Regions from separate parts of the Homo sapiens genome. Here region 2 is linked to region 1. A link is a contact called in ENCODE Hi-C or POLR2A ChIA-PET data. All regions are on one chromosome and are shown on one strand. Each heading gives the region's core, a stretch centred on a gene start or an enhancer-like site at or near the end of the contact. The rest is flanking DNA. Distances are from core to core; before and after follow the strand shown.

Evidence for each region. Hi-C counts contacts between places; a loop is a spot of excess contacts on that map. ChIA-PET counts read pairs that join two places held with the same protein, here RNA polymerase II (POLR2A). Pooled maps may share reads with other maps.
Region 2: a loop to region 1 is called in a pooled map, with 4 times the contacts of the local background. The contact joins the enhancer-like site here to the promoter of CCDC112 in region 1. A Hi-C loop is called at or near these places in 4 of 168 maps with a recorded cell type or tissue (Calu3, IMR-90, astrocyte of the cerebellum and 1 more) and 6 of 50 pooled maps. POLR2A ChIA-PET finds 5 or more read pairs at or near these places in 7 of 52 experiments (HEK293, HEK293T, MCF 10A and 3 more).

Annotation. Positions count from the first base shown.
Region 1 is chr5:115,295,149-115,298,264 of GRCh38, reverse strand. CCDC112 (coiled-coil domain containing 112) reads left to right here and starts at 1,611. Exons shown (of 10, transcript NM_001040440.3): 1 at 1,611-1,838. The coding sequence starts at 1,722. It overlaps LOC105379129 (a long non-coding RNA gene), which reads right to left and starts at 1,337. Exons shown (of 5, transcript XR_948684.3): 1 at 917-1,337. RefSeq lists a silencer at 1,513-1,962.
Region 2 is chr5:115,364,862-115,367,977 of GRCh38, reverse strand. It overlaps LOC105379130 (a long non-coding RNA gene), which reads left to right. Exons shown (of 2, transcript XR_948686.1): 2 at 2,679-3,116. Among named protein-coding and RNA genes, the nearest start is that of CCDC112, 70 kb to the right of the region's middle. Within about 2 kb of position 1,442, at least 2 of the 41 ENCODE cell types and tissues checked have a DNase peak (open chromatin) inside an H3K27ac peak, as active enhancers do.

The sequences.
Region 1 (3,116 bases), core at 362-2,861:
TTTTTTTTTTTGTTGAGACGAAGTCTCACTCTGTCACCAGGCTGGAGTGCAATGACACGATCTTGGCTCACTGCAACCTCCGACTCCCTGGTTCAAGCAATTCTCCTGCCTCAGCCTCCCGAGTAGCTGGGACTACAGACAGGCGCCACCACGCCCAGCTAATTTTTGTATTTTTAGTAGAGATGGGGTTTCACCATGTTGGCCAGGATGGTCTCCATCTCCTGACCTCGTGATCCGCCCACCTCGGCCTCCCAAAGTGCTGGGATTACAGGCGTAAGCCACCACGTCCGGCCTCTTCTGCAAAAACTTCCCTCCACAGACTTCCGGTTTTCCTCCCTTCTCACAGATCTCTCCATATTGGTCCCCTTCTCCTCTTGTCCGTGGTCACCTTCTCGGAGTGGCCTAGGCTTAGTTCTCAGACTTCAATTTATACTCACCCTGGGTGAGCTCATTCAGTCTTATTTCAAATATTTTCTATAGGAAGATCAAATTCGTATCTTTAGCTCTCTCTCTCCTGGGCTCCAGAGGCGTTTATCCCGCTGCCTGTTTAATACCTCTACCAGGATGGTCTCTGGAGTCAGGCTGTCTAGATAGGTATCCTACCCTCTACCTGTGTGGCCATGTGATCCTTAACTTTATCACTGAAATGGAGATGATAATAGTACCTACTTCATGAAGTTATTTGTGAAGATTAAATGCAAAAGTGCATATAAAGCACTTATAACAGCCCTGGCATAAAGGAATTGCTCAATAAATACCTATTTGTTTACTTGTTAAAGGTGAAGGAACCTTACCTATGTGTCTAATTCAACAATGAATTCCCAAGGCCTAGAACAGTGCCTGACATATGCTAGGAGCTCCATATTGACTGACTGAATGAATCGATTTCTATAAAGGGGGAAAAGGTAGTACCTACAGAAATCAGCTCAGTTGCCACAGGTTGTCTTGACTGGAAGCGTCATCTGTGGCTTTTTTCCAACTTCCCAGCACTGTATTTTTGGAATCTGTCTTCTCATTGACCAAGTCCTAGGAATGTAACTGTGGCATTCCTGCCTCTGATATCTGGTTCTGTGGAGCAAGCTGGGTTTTTTTCTTTAAAAATCTAAAATATGATTTATTGTTAGAATCCATTGATAATGTTTTTTCATTTAGACTCAGTCTCAGCAGCGCTAAGTAGAAACCTAGAAAGCGGATGTATATTAGGTAAAAATATGTATATATTGACTATAACACGAATAAAATTTAAGGACGATGTAAGACAATGAATTTTCTTGACAGGTATGGGACTGGGCTGGCACAGTCGGTTAAGTGCCCAAAGGGTATATAAACCCGCGACAGGGCAGAGCGCAGCCCCCGCCCCGCCCCGCCCCGCCCCCACACCCGCCCGCCCCAGAACCCCAGACCCGCCCCTCCCCTGCATCCCGGCTCCGCCCGGCACCTTGCCCCTCCCTCGCCCCGCCCCTCCCCGCCTGAATCCCGGCCCCCGCCTCGCATTTCGGCCCCGCCCTGCACCCCAGTCCCGCCCCTCCCGCACCCCCGCACCCCTGCACCCCCGCATCTCAGCCCCGCCCTGCATCCCGACCCCGCCCTACATCTCGGCCCCGCCCTGCATCCCGGCCAAGCCCGCAGCGCAGGGAGCTGTCTGCAGAGGCCAGGGTGCGCCTGCCACGAATCCCCAGGCACCGGTGGCCGCCGCGGCCCGAGTAGCTCGGCGGGTAAACATGGCCGCACTGACGACGGTTGTGGTAGCGGCTGCGGCCACCGCGGTAGCCGGGGCTGTGGCAGGGGCGGGCGCGGCCACCGGGACCGGCGTGGGAGCGACGCCAGCGCCTCAACAGGTAAATCCGGGAGAACCGAGAGCTGCTCTGGCGGCAGGCGAGGGGCTGCAGGCCCTGGCTGAACAGGTGCCCTCTGCAGCGCCGGCGGGAGGCGCGGCGTTCGCCTCCCCTGCTCGGGGCCTGGCACGCGCTGGGCGTTGCTCTTTGTTGGCTTGTGCGTTTAACAGCTTTTGCAGAGCCGCCTCCATGTGGTTTCGGAGTCGAGGAAGACCTGGGTGGGAACCCGGCTCTGCCGCTTCCTAGCCGCGTGATAAGAACATATGCTGTCGGCGACTCACTTTCTTCTCTAAAAATTGGGAATAGTAACATGCACCTCCCGAGCTTTGGACTAACGTTATGTCTGGGGAGCCCCTGGCACAGTGCTTGATTGGAGGGGGACTCTGTGCTCAGTAATTGGTGGCAGCTCTGTTACTGTACCGGCGCTGGGAACACAAGGAGAAAGACAATATGGGATGGTCGGAGGCAGAGGTGTTTCCAGTGATCGGCTTAGGACCGCTTTCTAGGTGGTGAGGACAAGGTATCTTTGTTCAGATGTTATCAGCTCAGCGAGACTTTCCATGATCTCCCTAAAATGAATCGCCTTACGCGGCACACCCAGTCCCTGTTTCTGGTTTTATTTTTCCCCATAGCACTTAGTACCATATATTATATTACATACTTTATTTCTATTGTTTATGTTTCTCCTCACACCCCTCACCCTCCCTCGCACCCCCATGAGAATGTAAGCTCCATGAGGGCAGAAAGTATTGGAAATTTTATTCTTTATTGTATTCCCAGCACCAAGAACTATGCCTGTTGTGTAGTGCCTGGAACGTAGTATGCACTTACTAAATAATTTGTGGATCAATATAAACCTGAAGGAAGGCTGTCATGAGCTGAGGAGAGGTTCCATCTTTTTCCTCCTTTAAGGAAATACAGTGTCTTTACTCGTAGACCTTCAGGAAATTCCACCTACGGCAAATTTTCTCACACATCCTCTATAATTCTCTTTATTATTCTAACTCTGTCCCAAGTATCTCAGGAAAAAATGTAAAATATATAAATATACATAATACGTAAAGTATTTTTAAGTACTATGCTCAAAAAAATGTGTGACACCATGTTGCTGGCTTTCTCCATCATTTCTCTAAATTCTTGTAGCAATGTTCTGTCTTCTGATCTGCATTTCTTGCGAGTTGCCTAATGTTGTTATTGATGCACACTTTTGTGATGTTTGCCTTCTCAGGGGTTGGATCAGATCACCTGTGGAGCTCTTTCAGATATTTTATCAATCCCCTA
Region 2 (3,116 bases), core at 193-2,692, 70 kb before region 1:
CCCAATCTTTTCTTTTTTTCTCTAACGACCTTGACATTTTTGTTATTTTGCCGAACGTCTCTCGATTTGGGTTTGTTTCCTCATGATTAGATTCAGATTGAGCATTTTGGGCAAGAATGCTACAGTATAATAATGATCTATGTCATACTAGGAGACACATGATGTCAGTTTGCCTCATAATTTGTGATGTTACGTTTAATTACCTTGTTAATGTGGTGTCCATCAGATTCCTAGGCAGCTATAATTTCTAGGTGCTACTCATGTGATTAGAAGTAGAACCTGGTTTAAGAGTCACTAGGTTAGTCAAATATCCTATTTAGAGATGGCATTCTCTTCTCTGGTGTCTTTCAAGGCTGGGCATTTTCCAGAAACTTTATTAGCCCCAGTAAAGGAGAATTTCTACACTTCAAGGGCAGACAGATCTTTCTTCTAGTTAAGTTCATTAGAAAATATATTTAATGCCCAAAATAAAATAATTAAAAGCAGTGACTCAGACAGATATTTGTACACCCATGTTCATTGCAGCATTATTCATAATTGCCAAAAAGTAAAAACAATCCAAATGTCCATTGATAAATGAATAGATAAATTGAGTATATACATAAAGTAGCATATTATTCAGCCTTTAAAAAGGAAGGAAATTCTGACACATGTTATAATGTGGATGGACCTTGAAAACATCATAATGTTTGATGTTCTTAAGTAAAAAAAAGCCAGACACAAAAGGATATATATCATATGATCCCATTTATATGAGGCAGCTGAAACAGTCAAATTCAGAGATACAGAAAGTAGAATGGTGATTCCAAGGGGCTGGGGGAAGGGAAATGGGGAGTTATCATTTAAAGGGTACAGAATTTCTGTTTGGAAAGATAAAACCCATGTAGACATGGATGGTGACAATGGTTGCACCACAATATCAAGGTACTTAATGCTCCTGAATTGTGCTCTTATAAATGGTGAAAATTGTAAGTTTTATGTTATATATATTTTACCACACTAAAAAACCCTTTTTTACAAACACACATTTGTTTATACCAAGAAAAAATTGCTGCTTTCTAACTCTTCTTCCTTTGTTTTGGCTTCTGGAACAATACAAAATGCACTTTTTCCTCTCTTCCTTATGATATCCTTCCAACTTGTCTCCAACCCATGCCTACACTGCCCCTCCCTGTCCACCTTCTCAACCTAGTGGGAAAAGTATAGACTTGAGTGGAAGTTTTACTTCTTCTAGATTCATTATTATTCCTTTTTAAAAGTCAGAATGGTTTAGGACTGCCTTAGGATGTTTTATTTCTTGAGAAAAGTAAAATTAAACATTCTAGTACTAAAGTGGTCCACCAATTTCGGACATAGGACAACATGTATAGTACTTGCCCACGGCTCTCCTTCTCTTGTCCTAAGCCTGCATTCCACCCTGTGCCTGCAGAGGATTATGCAGCAGCTGCTTGAAAGCAGGATGCATGTGATGATTCATATCCAGCAAGCTGTAGAGAATGCCGAGGTCTTTTATCTCCTTGAAGCATCAGGGCAGACAGAATAGAACTTGGCCAACTGGAAACAGCTTGACATTCCTTGATAGGCTCACATAACAGTTCATAGGCACAAAGACAGTTACACTTTGCCATAGCAACAAACTCATTTACCCTAGTGAGGTAGGCCTTGGCAAGGCTATTAGCTGCCCTCATAGCTTAGCAGACACTTGGCCACTAGGCTACAGGCTCTGTGGGAGGTGCCCCATGCAACTCCAAATTCAGGCCCAATGAGCAATTCAATGTCATCAGATTTCAAGCTGATCAATGGGCCCAAGGCCTGGTACTATCATAAAGAAGTCATGGAGCACATGGTGGGATGGTGGGTCTCCCCCAATCCCTCAAGGGTAATGCTCAGCTCTGTGTATTTCTGGGGAGGCTCCACCAGCCTACACTTACCAGCACTCCTTGGAGGAGTTTTGTGTCCTTTCATGGAGCAGATAGGAGAAAAATAATCAAAAGAGAGGAGCCCAAAATGAGGAGAAAAGGAAAGGATAAGGGATTCCGGAGCCTTACATAGGAACCAGTCTTTTTGCTTCTCAGGCCCTCCTGCATACACCACCTTGCAGAACAGGCTCAGGGCTGGTGTATTAGTAAGGGTTCTCCAGAGTGACAGCCCCAATAAAATGGATGGATGGATGGATAGAGGGATGGATAGATAATGGATGGATGGAGAGAGAGAGAGCACAGCCCAGGGGTGAAGAGGAAAGGGCAGGTCTTTAGCATTAATTGGAGCCAGGCTGATCCTTCAGACCCAGAGATCTAGAGTCCAGTTTAAGTTGGAGATCAGACCTTTAATGGAGAGCTCCAGACATGAGATTAGGGAAAAGAGGCCCAGTATCCTGAGAGTAAGAACCTCCTCCTCCACCCAAACCCACCATCCTCTTTCTTACCATCATCCTAGGCTGAGGGTATACTTGGTGAATTGGAAAGTTACGACTCTTTACAAAAAGGAGAAGAGGCCACTGAGCAGGAAAAGAATTGAGGAGATGACACCCTGCACCCTGGTGGTATATTTTCCTTTGGTCCATCTAAAATCATGCAAGCATTCCTTCTTTATTTTCTTTGCTTATAAATCAACTGTCTGCCCTATAAGATGGTACTTTTCTTCTTGTGACAAGCCTCCTATGTATTACTCCCATCCAGGTAACCATCACCTACTCAACTGGAGGAGACTATTTTTGTGCCCGATTTGCTTGCTGGAAACTGCAGAACTTCAATGTCTGCAGTGAAAATGGAAAGAAAAGAAAACCAGTTGTCTGCCTTGGTGATGAGAGCAGAAAGTCAAGAGCAGCAATATAGGCAGCTAACAAGCATTTAATGGTGAGGGAACAAGAGAAGGGAGGAAAGGCAGGGGGCTCAAGGTCATGGCCAAGATATGTTTTTCCTACTCAGAATTAGGTCTGGGCCTGACCATGTTCCTATAGACCAAATTCTGTCCTCCAGAAATAGGTACAGTGACCCACACATAAAAGGCATTATAAGCAAATGAGGTGCCTCTTTAATTCTTCGATGAGCTCTAAAAGTTATCTTTACAGTTTAGTTATAGTCAGAGCAACTGTTAGAGAACCTTGGTTTTTTTCC